Regions from separate parts of the Homo sapiens genome. Here region 1 is linked to region 2. Evidence: chromatin contacts called from ENCODE Hi-C or POLR2A ChIA-PET data. All regions are on one chromosome and are shown on one strand. The core of a region is the stretch at or near the end of the contact, and the rest is flanking DNA. Distances in the headings are between cores, read along the strand shown. Region 1 has its middle 20 kb from the start of UBAC2-AS1. Region 2 has its middle 40 kb from the start of DOCK9-DT.

Evidence for each region. A loop is a pair of places that touch in the nucleus more often than their neighbours do. ChIA-PET counts read pairs that join two places held with the same protein, here RNA polymerase II (POLR2A). Pooled maps may share reads with other maps.
Region 1: a pooled map shows a loop between it and region 2 (2.6-fold over the local background). The contact joins two enhancer-like sites. A Hi-C loop is called at or near these places in 3 of 50 pooled maps. POLR2A ChIA-PET finds 5 or more read pairs at or near these places in 9 of 52 experiments (AG04449, H1, MCF 10A and 5 more).

The regions. Positions count from the first base shown.
Region 1 is chr13:99,177,529-99,183,670 of GRCh38, forward strand. No RefSeq gene overlaps it. Among named protein-coding and RNA genes, the nearest start is that of UBAC2-AS1, 20 kb to the right of the region's middle. RefSeq lists an enhancer at 3,925-4,437. Within about 2 kb of position 1,346, at least 3 of the 41 ENCODE cell types and tissues checked have a DNase peak (open chromatin) inside an H3K27ac peak, as active enhancers do; they include OCI-LY7, where a contact is called at or near this core.
Region 2 is chr13:99,123,373-99,130,231 of GRCh38, forward strand. No RefSeq gene overlaps it. Among named protein-coding and RNA genes, the nearest start is that of DOCK9-DT, 40 kb to the left of the region's middle. RefSeq lists an enhancer at 1,697-1,796. Within about 2 kb of position 1,744, at least 2 of the 41 ENCODE cell types and tissues checked have a DNase peak (open chromatin) inside an H3K27ac peak, as active enhancers do; they include OCI-LY7, where a contact is called at or near this core.

The sequences.
Region 1 (6,142 bases), core at 96-2,595, 54 kb after region 2:
AAGTGCTGGGATTACAGGCGTGAGCCACCGCGCCCGGCCTTTTCTTGCCTTTCTTTCCTTTTCTTTTCTCTTCTCTTCTTTTTTCTTTTTCTTTCTTTCTTTCTTTCTTTCTTTTTCTTTCTTTCTTTCTTTTCTTTTTCTCTTACTTCTTTCTTTCTTTCCTTCTTTCTTTTTTTTTTTTTTTTTTGAGATGGAGTCTCACTCTGTCACCCAGGCTGGAGTGCAGTGGCGCAATCTTGGCTCACTGCAATCTCTGCCTCCCAAGTTCAAGTGATTCTCCTGCCTCAGCCTCCTGAGTAGCTGGAACTACAGGCACGCACCACCATGCCCGACTAATTTTTTGTATTTTTAGTAGAGACAGGGTTTCACCATGTTGGCCAGGCTTGTCTCCGGACCTCAAGTGATCCACCTGCCTTGGCCTCCCGAAGTGCTGGGATTACAGGCATGAGCAACTGCAGCCAGCCTAGTTCCTTTCTAAAAATATGTGACTGTGGGCAAATCCACATCAGGTAAAACGTCCCGCCTTAGCCATTTCTCAGTGTGCAGTCACACGCATTCAATGCATTCACACTGTTGTGCAGCCACCACCACCACCATCCGCGGAACATTTTCCATCCTGCAGAACTGAAGCTCTGGACCCACCGAACAACAACTGCCCATTCCCTCCTCCTTCAGGCCTGGCAACCACCACTCTCCTTCCCCTCTCCAGGCATCTGCCTATTCTGGGCACCTCATATAAGTGGAATCACTCGGTATTTGTCCTTCTGAGACTGGCGTATTTCCCTTAGCAGATGATCTTCCAGGTTCTTCCATGTTAGAGCACAGGTCAGGATTTCCTTCCTTTTCAAGGCCAATATTCCATTGTATGTTTCTGCTGCATTTTGCTTATTTATTCATCTGTTGATAGACACTTGTAATCGTTGGTCAGTTCCTTTTGAACCAGGAGACCCATTAAGGATTTTCTGATATTTCTCCAATATGGCAAGGGCCTAGGAGAATACGAAATGATTTGCAGAAGGCAAAGGAAAGAAATTCAGCCAATATACAGACTCATGTGCCTGCACAGTCCCTAAATGTCACTCATACAGTGAGGGATGGCTTTGTGCGTTCCCCATGACAGTTACTAAGTTATTGCCTCTCACTCCAAACCCAGGCTTCTCTGCTTGGCTTTGTGATGTTGGGCTGAGACTCTGCAAACCACAAGTTGGGTTCTACCATTTTGGGGTGCTACAGGAAGCTGAGGAAGAAGGAGGGGCTCGTGACCTCCTTGCTGCTTGGGGCCCCTTTGAGCAATACCCCAGGGACACTCCACCCAGCAAATGCAGCTGCTTTCTGCAGCAGCAGCTGAATCCAGATGCCAGTGCTTGCAACACCAGCAGAGCCAGTTTCACCACTCCCAGCCCGCCACCAGCTGGCCAGCGCGTCCTTCTCAGAGGTCTGGTCCCAGTCCCCTGGGACCACTCCTCTAAGTTTCAAGGTTTTGTTTTTGTTTTTGTTTGAGACAGAGTCTCACTTTTTTTGCCCATGCTGGAGTGCAGTGGCATGATCTTGGCTCACTGCAACCTCCACCTCCCAGATTCAAGCGATTCTCCTGCCTCAGCCTCCCAGGTAGCTGGGATTAGAGGCATGCACCGCCACATCCTGCTAATTTTTGTATTTTTAGTAGAGATTAGGTATCACCATGTTGGCCAGGCTGGTCTCGAACTCCTGACCTCAAGTGATCCATCATCCCCCACCTCGGCCTCCCAGAGTGCTGGGATTACAGGCTGAGCCACCACACTTGGCCAAGTTTCAAGGTTTTAATCATTGGACCTGCTTCCCTCCGTTTGCCCAGCCTGAGAGGTGGTAGCTGCTTCCTCTGTGATATCTCAGACTTATTCCTTACACCTTCAGTTACCTGGTGAATATTATATGTAGTTAACAAGTCTTTGTATTTAGTTCTCTCTTTTCATATTACTGGTGTTTCTGCTGGTCCCCTGATGGAACCCTAACTGATGTAATCCTGCTATGGTCTGAATGTGTACCCCCGTATTCATGGGCTGGAAACTTAATCCCCAATGCAACAGTGTCGGGAGGTGGGGCATTTTGGGAAGTGTTTAGGTCACGTGGGCTCCACCCCCATGAATGGATTGATGCCTCTATGCAAAGGGCTTGTGGGAAGGGGTTCACTCTCTCCCACTCTTCTGCCAAGTGAGGACACAGCAAGAAAGCCCTCACCAGAAGCCAGTGCCTCTGTCTTGGGCCTCCCAGCCTCCCTAACAATGAGAAATGCATTTCTGATCTTTATAAATTACCCAGTCTCAGGTATCCTGTTTTATAGCAGCACAAAATGGGCTAAGACAGCCACCTAGCCACTATCTCAAACCTCTAATGCCCTTGCCAGGTCCTGGGTTTAGCCCCAGACCCCTCATTCTAGGAAGAATGAGCTGGTCTTTCGTTTCATCCAGAAAATTGAAGCTGTTATAGGTGACCTCAAACATCGTCCTACCCCCACCACAATCTACAAACATTTCTGCAGCCAATTTCCTTTTGGTCAGCCTCAGAGGATAAAACATTTTTTTCCTCTTCAATTCCAAAACTTCCACAGGTCCTTTTGACTCCACCCCATTCCCATGTCCTGTGGAGCCCAGCTCTGAGCTCTCTGAGCTCATATCCTATCCCAATTTTTTTTAGAGACAGGGTCTTGCTCAGTCACCCAGTCACCCAGGCTGGAGTGCAGTGGTGTGATCATGGCTCACTGCATTCTCCACCACCTGGGCTCAAGTGATCCTCCCACCTCAGCCTCCAGAGTAGCTGGGACCACAGGCACACACCACCATGCCCAGCTGATTTTTTTATTTTTTGTAGAAATGGGGGTTTCACCATGTTGCCCAGGCTTGTCTCAAACTCCTGGGCTCAAAGAGTCCACCCACCTTGGCCTCCCAAAGTGCTGGGATTACAGGCGTGAGCCACTGGGGCCAGCCCTCTCCCAATTCTTAACACGCTTCTCTCCGTCATTTCCAGGAGAAGTGACTAAGGGCAGGTCAAACCATTGGTGGATACTTCTCCCGCTCTGTCCTGCTAACTGTGTTCACACTTGTCCCATGCACATCCACCCATGAAAGCTCTGCAATCCTAGCATCTGGCTTCATGCCCCGCAGGAGGGAGGCAGGGAATTCCTATTCAGTGTGTGTCTGTTGAATGCCGAAGACATGCAGAGGAGTTACTCATGTGAACCTGGAACATCTGAGACAGGCCTCAGTTAATTTAGAAAGTTTATCTTGCCAAGGTTGAGGACACACCCATGACGCAGCCTCAGGAAGTCCTGAGGACATGTACCCAAGGTGGTCGGAGGACAGCTTAGTTTTATACATTTAGGGAGACATGAGACATCAATCAATATATGTAAGAAGTACATTGGTTTGGTCTGGAAAGGCGGGGCAACTTAAAGCAAAGGCAGGAAGACTCAGGTAACAGACAGGTGAGACACAAAGGGTTACATTCTTTAGAGTTTCTGATGAGCCTTTCCAAAGGAGGCAAATCAGATATGCATCTATCTCAGTGAGCAGAGGAGTGGCTTTGAATAGAATGGGAGGCAGGTTTGCCCTAAGCAGTTTCCAGCTTGAGTTTTCCTTAGTGATTTTAGGGGCCCAAGAGATTTTCCTTTCACATTTCTGACCTTTTTTTTTTTTTTTTTGAGATGGAGTCTTGTTCCATCGCCCAGGCTGGACTGAAGTGGCGTGATCTCAGCTCACTGCAACCTCCGCCTCTTGGGTTCAAGCAATTCTCTTGTCTCAGCCTCCCGAGTAGCTGGGACTACAGGTGCCCACCACCATGCCTGGCTAATTTTTGTATTTTTCATAGAGACGGGGTTTCACCATGTTGGTCAGGTTGGTCTTAAACTCCTGACCTCAGGTAATCCACCCACCTCGGCCTCCCAAAGTGCTGGGATTACAGGTGTGAGCCACTGTGCCTGCCCCCCACCACTTTTCTTTTGTAAAATCTGTCGGAGAAAGCATTTTGCAAAAAAATGAGTCTCTGGTCTCAGGCTTCATCTGATTTCTCATAGCTATGATGGTTTATTCCTAGATGGGTAAGTCCCAAAAGCTCATTTTTAGTAGGTTGTGAAGTCTCACATTCTGTGAAGAGAAAATAGCAGGGAGGAAGGGAGAAAAAACAACAACAAACAAAAGAACAATCCTAGAAAAATCGATATAAGCCACATTACTCTGAAGTCCATACATTAGTAGGCAGGTATGAAAGTGGCTTATGTACGTAAATAGGTTGCTGTTATTTTCTTCTGAAGTTCAAGTTGTCTGGCTTCAGTTTGCAGGGTTTTAAGAAAACACAGCTTAGTTTTCAGTGACTCTAAATTAGGAAAAATGGAAAAAAAGAAGGAAAAGAAATTGAAAACATTATTTTATGGACTTGTAGCCAAGAAAAATTAGAATTCAGTCTAAACTGTAGAAAATAATACAAATTGAAAAAAACATTAGGCAGACTAGAATCTAACAACAGGTCTACTGTAGTTTTGAAACATAATTATTCTCTCTCCAGTTTCCCATTTTTACTAAAGACAAAACATGGTGGGACTGGCTTGCTTTATTATACTTGGCCTAATTATTTGTATACAGTGCAGCAAGAATAATTATCTTTTACATAGGCTTTCAAATTGGCTTTGATGGAACTTTGTTCCATAGGAGGAATAGCAGATAAGACATTTTAAAAGCGAAGCCCAGCCATAGATTTGTGCCATCAAATATCTATGAGTTGGGTGAATTTCCCCTTCTCTTGAGGTCCCAACATAAACCTGGGGCTTCTGTGCCTGTCAGAAAGTGAATTCTGTACTTACACAGGTCAGAAAACCTGTACAGGGACTGTGTACACAAAATATGAGGCCAGTTTTTCCAAGGGCTTTATTAGCTCCACAAGTCGATTCCTTAAAGGAAAGCACACCATCCCAGTCAAAGCCTTAGTAAAATAACCAATTTCTCCAATTGTGTCCTATTGCAAAAGAAAACAGATTCTTATGGCACTTATGCAAATAACTATACTGCCATAAATTAAGAATACTCACAAATAGTTTCCAAATTCTGGAGAAACCAGGTAGAGAGAAACAAATATGCTCCCAATTCTGGTAACAGTATACTTTACTCAATTGTTAAAAGCTGTAAATAGCTTTAGTTTTCATAATTCTAAAAAACAAAACAAAGTATTAGCAATGTTTTAAGCAAAAAGGTCAAAAAGATTAGTTTTCTATTGGTTCAGTTAATTCAGTTAACTCCTGTTCTGTTTGATAGTCATAAACATTTCAGCTCTCCATGAGAGTTCTGAAAGTTTATTCCTTTATTCCAATGTCACAGTTTCCAAAGTTATCAGCAAAACTGCATTTAAGTGCACCTGTTAGAGTCCTATAACTGATTATAAACCCACCTTTTAAAGGGGTTTAAAACAAGATAAACAAGAGAATTGTCTGTGGATGAAAAAAGTTTTAAGGCAGCCACAGTTAAAAGACACAATTGACAAGGAAATGTGTTACCTCTGTGACACACAATAATTTTAACAACACTTATGACTATTACTGATAATGTACACTAAGTTATATCAGAAATACAGGAGTTTCCCATAATTTTGGAACACATACCAGTAACATATTTATACAAATACAGCCCAAAGAAAACCAAACACCATTTCATATTTGACACTTCCTGTATAATTTTTATACCAAAATAAGCCAAATTTTGTCATTTTTGGACTTAGGGAAACTCATTTCTTAAAGGATTAATTAGGTTAGAAAAAGACATAATTTATAATTTGATTTTGGAAAGTTTGTCAAATATAAAGGGTTTAAAACACTTGGTATTACAAAATAGGATTACAGGTCATTGTGAGGTCATTTATTTAACCAAAGTGATAATTCAAGCATTTCAGAAAAAGCAAAAACCTTCATTCTTTGAGAGAGGAGATCTAATTTTCTTTTCTTTTTCTTTTTTTTTTTTTTTTGAGACAGAGTCTCGCTCTGTCACCCAGGCTGGAGTGCAGTGGCATAACCTCAGCTCACTGCAAGCTCCACCTCCTGGGTTCACGCCATTCTCCTGCCTCAGCCTCCTGAGTTGGGACTACAGGCGCATGCCACCATGCCCAGCTAGTTTTTGTATTTTTA
Region 2 (6,859 bases), core at 494-2,993:
AAGGTAGGTAGACTTCAGTCTGCCCAAAGAACATCCCAACCAACCGCAGCACTGGCCGCGAACTGCCTTACTGAGGAAAGTTGCCTCCACCTGCCCTAGCACACCGCAGACTCCACTAATGATTTCGGACTTTTTCCAGGCTTAGCCCTGCCTAGTTTCATAACCCAAAAAACCTATAGCCAGCGGGGCATGAGCTCCCCCTCCCCACAAGCAAGTGGGCTTAGGCCAGCCTCGGCTGGCTTGGGTGACAGCACTGAACAGTGCCAGGTCTGCTGAAAGCATGGCCGTGAAGCCTTTGCACTTACACACCTCTGGGGTTAGCCTGCCTTGCTGGCTCTCCTGCCAGGCTCCCTACACTCATTTTCAACTAGTTCTCCCCAGGGAAGGAGGAAGAGCTGGCAGCTCTGCCCAGATCACCTGCTTCCTTCCAACCCTTTTGCCCAAGGTTCGACTCTGTACCAGGGTTTCCCATTTCCCTGGGGAGAGCCAGACAGCTGTGGAAAGCTGGTATTTCCATGTCATTCCTGAAAACCTCATGTGGCAACTGATGACTAGTCATGGCCTGATGTCATCTAGAGCCATTTTTCTTCTCTCTGCTCATCTGCACGCTCAGTTAACTCAGGTTTTGTACATCTTCGTTCAAACTCATCACCTCCATTGCTCCAGGGCTTTCCCCTTGGATTCCACTGGATTCAAGGAGCAAATGTCCCCGTTTGCTCCTTCAGATCAAAAGTAGGGAGAAGAGCTTAATTCTCTGTCTTCCTGAATGTAGCAGATGGTATCAGTGGCCCCACCTCCCACTGGCATTCACTTCTACTTATAGCTGACCCCTGAAAATCTCCACTCAAAGCCTTTTTTTTTCTGACCTTGAAAACACACTGTGCCCATGCATGGAGAAGCCAGACATGCTGGAAATTTCATTCCCCTGAAAGCAGCCTGAACCCATGACAGATGGAGAATTGGTGGATTAATACCCCAGATCCCTGGCCCCTTGGTTGGATGAATTCTGAGTCTTGGTTTTCAGAATTCTCTAGTGGGATCGAGCTCTATCTGCCCATGGTGGTAATTTGCTTGATAATGTGCATCCTTTATTGGCTTTCTTGTCTTCTCTGTCTCATGTCCACTATTTCCAGTGTTTTCCGGGACCCTTTCTCAAATTCCTGGCACTTGAATTCTTATCTCAGGGTCTGCCATTGTGTGAGGCTCAGCACAATGCCTAGCTAGCACATAGTAGGCACTCAATTAATTCATCCTTGACAGGTCATTGATCAATATTGCAGATGGGATTTCTGCCTTGGGAGAGAGGTGACACTATATGACCGTGAAGGATTCTTGCAGGTGCAAAAGTCTTCCCACGTAGAAATCAATGTCTTTCCAACTAGGAGACCTAGAAAAGGAGCTGTGAGGTGGAAACATATGAAAAAAAAATTTTCTCCCCTCTGTGCCAACGTGCTTTCATATGTGAAGGAGGAAGCGAGGCTCACAGGTTGGTTATGAAATCATTCAATTTCAATTTCTTGAGCCAGCATATCGCCTTTTATGGACACTGCAGCCCAGGGTAATGTGCAGGGAGTGATTTTCCATCACGTTCTATATAGTTCACAGCAGAACCAAAAATAAGATGTTCAAACCCTAGAGTATTATATTATGAATAAATACGGTCAAATCATATACCAAATACAATTATGATTACTCCATGACCAGAACTCTCGTAACACTCCTTTATGGTTGGTTGACACTGCATTCATATTTCTGTGTCTCAAGTGAGGAAATGAGTCACCAAAACGGTAAAAAAAAAAAGGCGCTGAAAACTGTCTGGCTGCTGTCTGAAGAGAGCTGGAAGAAAATGTTCCTGACCTCCCCCACCATATGCCCGGGCTGATGGGGGCTTCACCACAGTCCCAGACTCTCAAATCTTTCTGACATATTTTCATAAGAGAATAAAACACTGTAGTTAACGAGCTATGTAAGTTCCATTTGTGAATTGGTGTTTGATGAAATGATACATTGTAGAGGTAAAATGGGAATGTGAAAAGCAGGGTTTTTTTTTTTTTTTGTCCTAACAACTGAGTGTTTCATATGGTTGAGCAAAATCACATTTTAATATAGTTGAGCGTATTCCAAATGAGGTCTCTGCCTCCAAGGAGCTGCCTTGCTGGGAAGTCTGTAAAGTTCACATCCTTTTAACAGAACCGGAGTTGATGGAACAGGACAGTCAGGGAGGGGTCTGCACCTGGAGTTGAGACATGCCTGTGGGTGAAAATGGTTGCTTGGAGGGAGGAGACCCCCACACAGGCAGCGGATCACCTGCAGAGAGGACCGTGCCTGGCAGAGGACTGGGTGGTGCCCAGCACTTTGGAAGTCTAGAAAATAAGTAGTATATGGGTGTAGCGCAGACTGAGGCCTGGCAGCAGGGAGCAAGTAATGTGTGATGATCCAAACAGACAAGCACTAAAAACTAAAAGTAGGCCGGGCACAGTGGCTCACGCCTGTAATCTCAGCACTTTGGGAGGCCAAGGCAGGCAGATCACGAGGTCAACAGATCGAGACCATCCTGGCCAACATGGTGAAACCCTGTCTCTACTAAAAATACAAAAATTAACTGGGCATGGTGGTGCACGCCTGTAGTCCCAGCTACTCGGGAGGCTGAGGCAGGAGAATCACTTGAACCTGGGAGGCGGAGGTTGCAGTGAGCCGAGATCGCGCCATTGCACTCCAGCCTGGCGACAGAGCGAGACTGTCTCAAAACAAAAAACAAAACAAAAAAGAAAAACTAAAAGTAGATCTACCATTAAAGAACTAAAAGGAGAACTACCATTTGATCCAGCAATCCCACTACCAGGAATCTACCCAAAGGAATATAAGTCATTATGTGAAAAAGACATATGCACACACATGTTTATAGCAGCACAATTTCCAATTGCAAAGATATGGAACCAACCTAAGTGTCCACCAACAAGTAAGAAAAAGAAAATGTGCTATATATACACCACGGAATACTACTCAGCCATAAAAAGGAATGAAATGTCTTTATGCAGCAACCTGGATGGTGCTGGAGGCCATTATTCTAAGTGAAGTGACTCAGGAATGGAAAACCAAATATCGTATGTTCTCACTCAAAAGTGGGAGCTAAGCTATGAGGATGCAAAAACATATAGAGTGATGTGATGGACTTTGGGGATGCAAGGAAAGAGGTTGGCAGCGAGGTGAGGGATAAAAGACTGCTCAGGTGATGGGTGCATTAAAATCTCAGAATTCACCACTAAAGAACTCATCTATGTAACCAAAAACCACCTGTACTCCCAAAACCATTGAAATTTAAAAAAAAACTGAAAACAAACAAACAAAAAAAAACAGAAGCAATGATGTCTGGAAGCCCCAGTACTGGCTAAAGGAACAGTCACTTGTCAGGCTCCAGAAGTAAGTCTAGAAGACTTTGGAACTGTGTACTTAGTGGCAGTGAGGAATTCAGTCACTAGAACTAGAACTAGAACTGTGGTTCAAGAAAAAACAGCAACACAACAGATTTGGTGAGGACTCACTTCATCTATTGAACTAAACTTTTAAATATCCCTGCAGCTAAAGCCAGAACTGGCCCCAAAGCTAAGCATGGGAAGTTCAAATTGCTGAGCTTGTAGTGGGGCGCATATTAGTCCATTAGGAGGTGGCTGGGCAGGTGCAGGGGCAGGAGATCTGGCAGGTCACACTATGAGTAACCCTGAAGAAGAACATCGATTTCAAGAAGTAAATGGAGGGAGAGACCCCTCTGGTTAAAATTGAGACCCATGATGAAAGGGACACCAAGTTTCCTAAAGCAGAATTGGAACAAAAGTAAATTTAATTTCCTATTTTTAAAAATGGGATCTTAGAAAAATGAGAGACTAAGATAAAAAATTCATTGTATCCTAAACCAAAGAAACAGTTTCTGGGATGTATCCATGGCTCATACTTATTTTATGTGTTTGTCATTTCACTGGGTGAAGATATAAGATGCAAAGTTATCAAAGCAGGGCATGATAAAATTCTGTAAAGAGAACAAAACTCTGGATTATAAAACTGGACTCAAAAAGAATCCAGAGAAACTTAAAATTAAAAACATAAAACCATTTATATTAGCACCAATAAATTAAATACTCAAGTATACATATAACAAAATATGGGCCAGGCGTGGCGGCTCATGCCAGCACTTTGGGAGCCCGAGGCAGGTGGATCACCTGAGGTCAGGAGTTCGAGACCAGTCTTGTCAATATGGTGAAACCCCGTCTTTACTAAAAATACAAAAATTAGGCCGGGCGCGGTGGCTCATGCCTGTAATCCCAGCACTTTGGGAGGCCAAGGTGGGCGGATCACGAGGTCAGGAGTTCGAGACCAGCCTGACCAACATGGTGAAACCCCGTCGCTACTAAAAATACAAAAATTAGCTGGGCGTGATGGTGCGTTGCTTCTAATCCCAGCTACTCAGGAGGCTGAGGCAGGAGAATCGCTTGAACCTGGTTCTAAAGTTTATATGGAGAGGCAAAAGTCCCAGAATAGCCAACAAAATATTGAAGGAGAGGAACAAAGTTGGAGGACTGACATCACCTGACAAGACTTACCATAAAGCTCCAGTAACCAAGACAGTGTGGTATTGACAAAATAATAGACAAATAAATTCCCAGAACAGAATAGAGAGTCCAGAAATAGACCCACATAAAATTGGTCAGCTGATCTTCGAAAAAGGATCAAAGACAATACAATGGAGGAAAGAGTCTTTTTAAACAAATGGTGCTGGAATGACTGGACATCCATATGCCAAAAAATGAATCTAGACACAGACCTTAGACCCTTCACAACAATGAACTCAAAATGGACCACAGACCTTAACGTAAAGCAAAATCCTAGAATATATAAAACTTAGAATGTAACATAGGAGAAAACCCAGGTGACCTTGGGTTTGTGATGTTTGTGATGGCTTTTTAGATACAACACTAAAGACACAATTCATGAAAGAAAGAATTGATAAGCTGGACTTCACTAAAATTAAAAATTTCTGCTCTGTGTGAAACATTGTCAAGAGAATGAAAAGATAAGCCAGAGACTGGGAGAAAATGTTTGCAAAAGGCATCTCTGATAAAGGACTGTGATCAAAAATACACAAAGAACTCTTAAAACTCAACTGTAAGAAAACAACATGAATAAACAATGGGCCAAAGACCTTAACACACATCTCACCACAGAACATATACAGATGGTAAATAAGCATACGTAAAGATGTTCCCACCAGCTGCGGTGGCTGACACCTGTAATCTCAGCACTTGGGAGGCCGAGGCAGGCGGATCACCTGAGGTCATGAGTTCAAGACCAGCCTGGTCAACATGGTGAAACCCTATCTCTAGTGAAAATACAAAAAAGAAAAAAACAATAGCTGGGCATGGTGGCACGTGCCTGCAGTCCCAGCTACTTGGGAGGCTGAGACATAAGAATCACTTGAACCTGGGAGGTGGAGGTTGCAGTGAGCCGAGATGGTGCCACTGCACTCCAGCCTGGCGACAGAGTGAGACTCCATCTCAAAAAAAAAGATTTCCACAACATGTTTCATCAGGGAAATGCAAATTGAAAGAACACTGAGATACCACTGCACACCTATTAGGTTAGCCTTAATCCGGAACACTGCAACACCAAATACTGGCAAAGATGTGGAGCAACAGGATCTCTCAGGCATTGTGGCATTGCTGGTGGGAATGCAAAATTGTACACCTATTTTGGAAGGCAGTTTGGCAGTTTCTTAAAAAACTAAACATACTCTTTACCATACAATCCAGCAATTGCACTATACGATATTTACCCAGAGGAGTTGAAACTTATGTTCACACAGACACCTGCACATGGATATTTATAGCAGTTTTATTTATAATGACAAAACGTGCAAGCAAAGAAGCTGTACTTCAGTAAGTAAATGGGTAAGTAAACTGTGGTACATCCAGGCAATGGCATACTATTAAATGCTGAAAAGAAATGAGCTATCAAACCATGAAAAGACATGGAGGAAACATAAATGTATATTACTGAGTGAAAGAAACAAATCTGAAAAGATTATACACTGTCTAATTCCAACTATATGAAATTTTGGAACTGACAAACAATGGATACAAAAAGAGATCAATATAGTTGATCCTTGAACAACAACAAAGTTAGGAGTGCCAACCTTCCATGCAGTAGAAAATCCATGTATAACTTTTGACTCCCCCAAACTTAACTATGGGTAGCTTACTGTTGGCCAGAAGACTTACTGATAACATAGTCAATTAACACATATTTTGTATGTTATATACTATATTACAATAAAGAAAGCTAGAGAAAAGAAATGTTACTAAGATAATCACAAGGAAGAGACTATATACTTAGTATTCATTAAGTGAAAGTGGGTCATCATAAGGGTCTTCATCTTTGACATCTTCACACTGAGTGGGCTGAGGAGGAGGAGGAAGGGGAGGACTTCTCTTGCTGTCTCAGGAGTAGCAGAGGTGGCAAGGTAGAGGAGGTGGAAGGGAAGGCAGGCATACTTAGTGCAACTTTTATTGAAAAAAAATGCATATCATTGGGCCCATGCTGTTCAAACCCATGTTGTTCAAGAATCAATTCTAGTTTCCAGAGGTTTGAGAGAGGAAGGGGAGCACAGAGGATTTTTAGGGCAGTGAAACTACTCTGTGTGACACTATAATGGCGGATGCATGCCATTGTACGTTTTTCCACACCCATAGAATCCACAGCACCGAGAGTGAATCCTGATGTCAACTACGGGCTTTGGGCGATGACGATGTGTCAATGTAGGCTCATCAATTATGGCAAATGTACCACTCTGGTAGGGGAATGTTAAAAA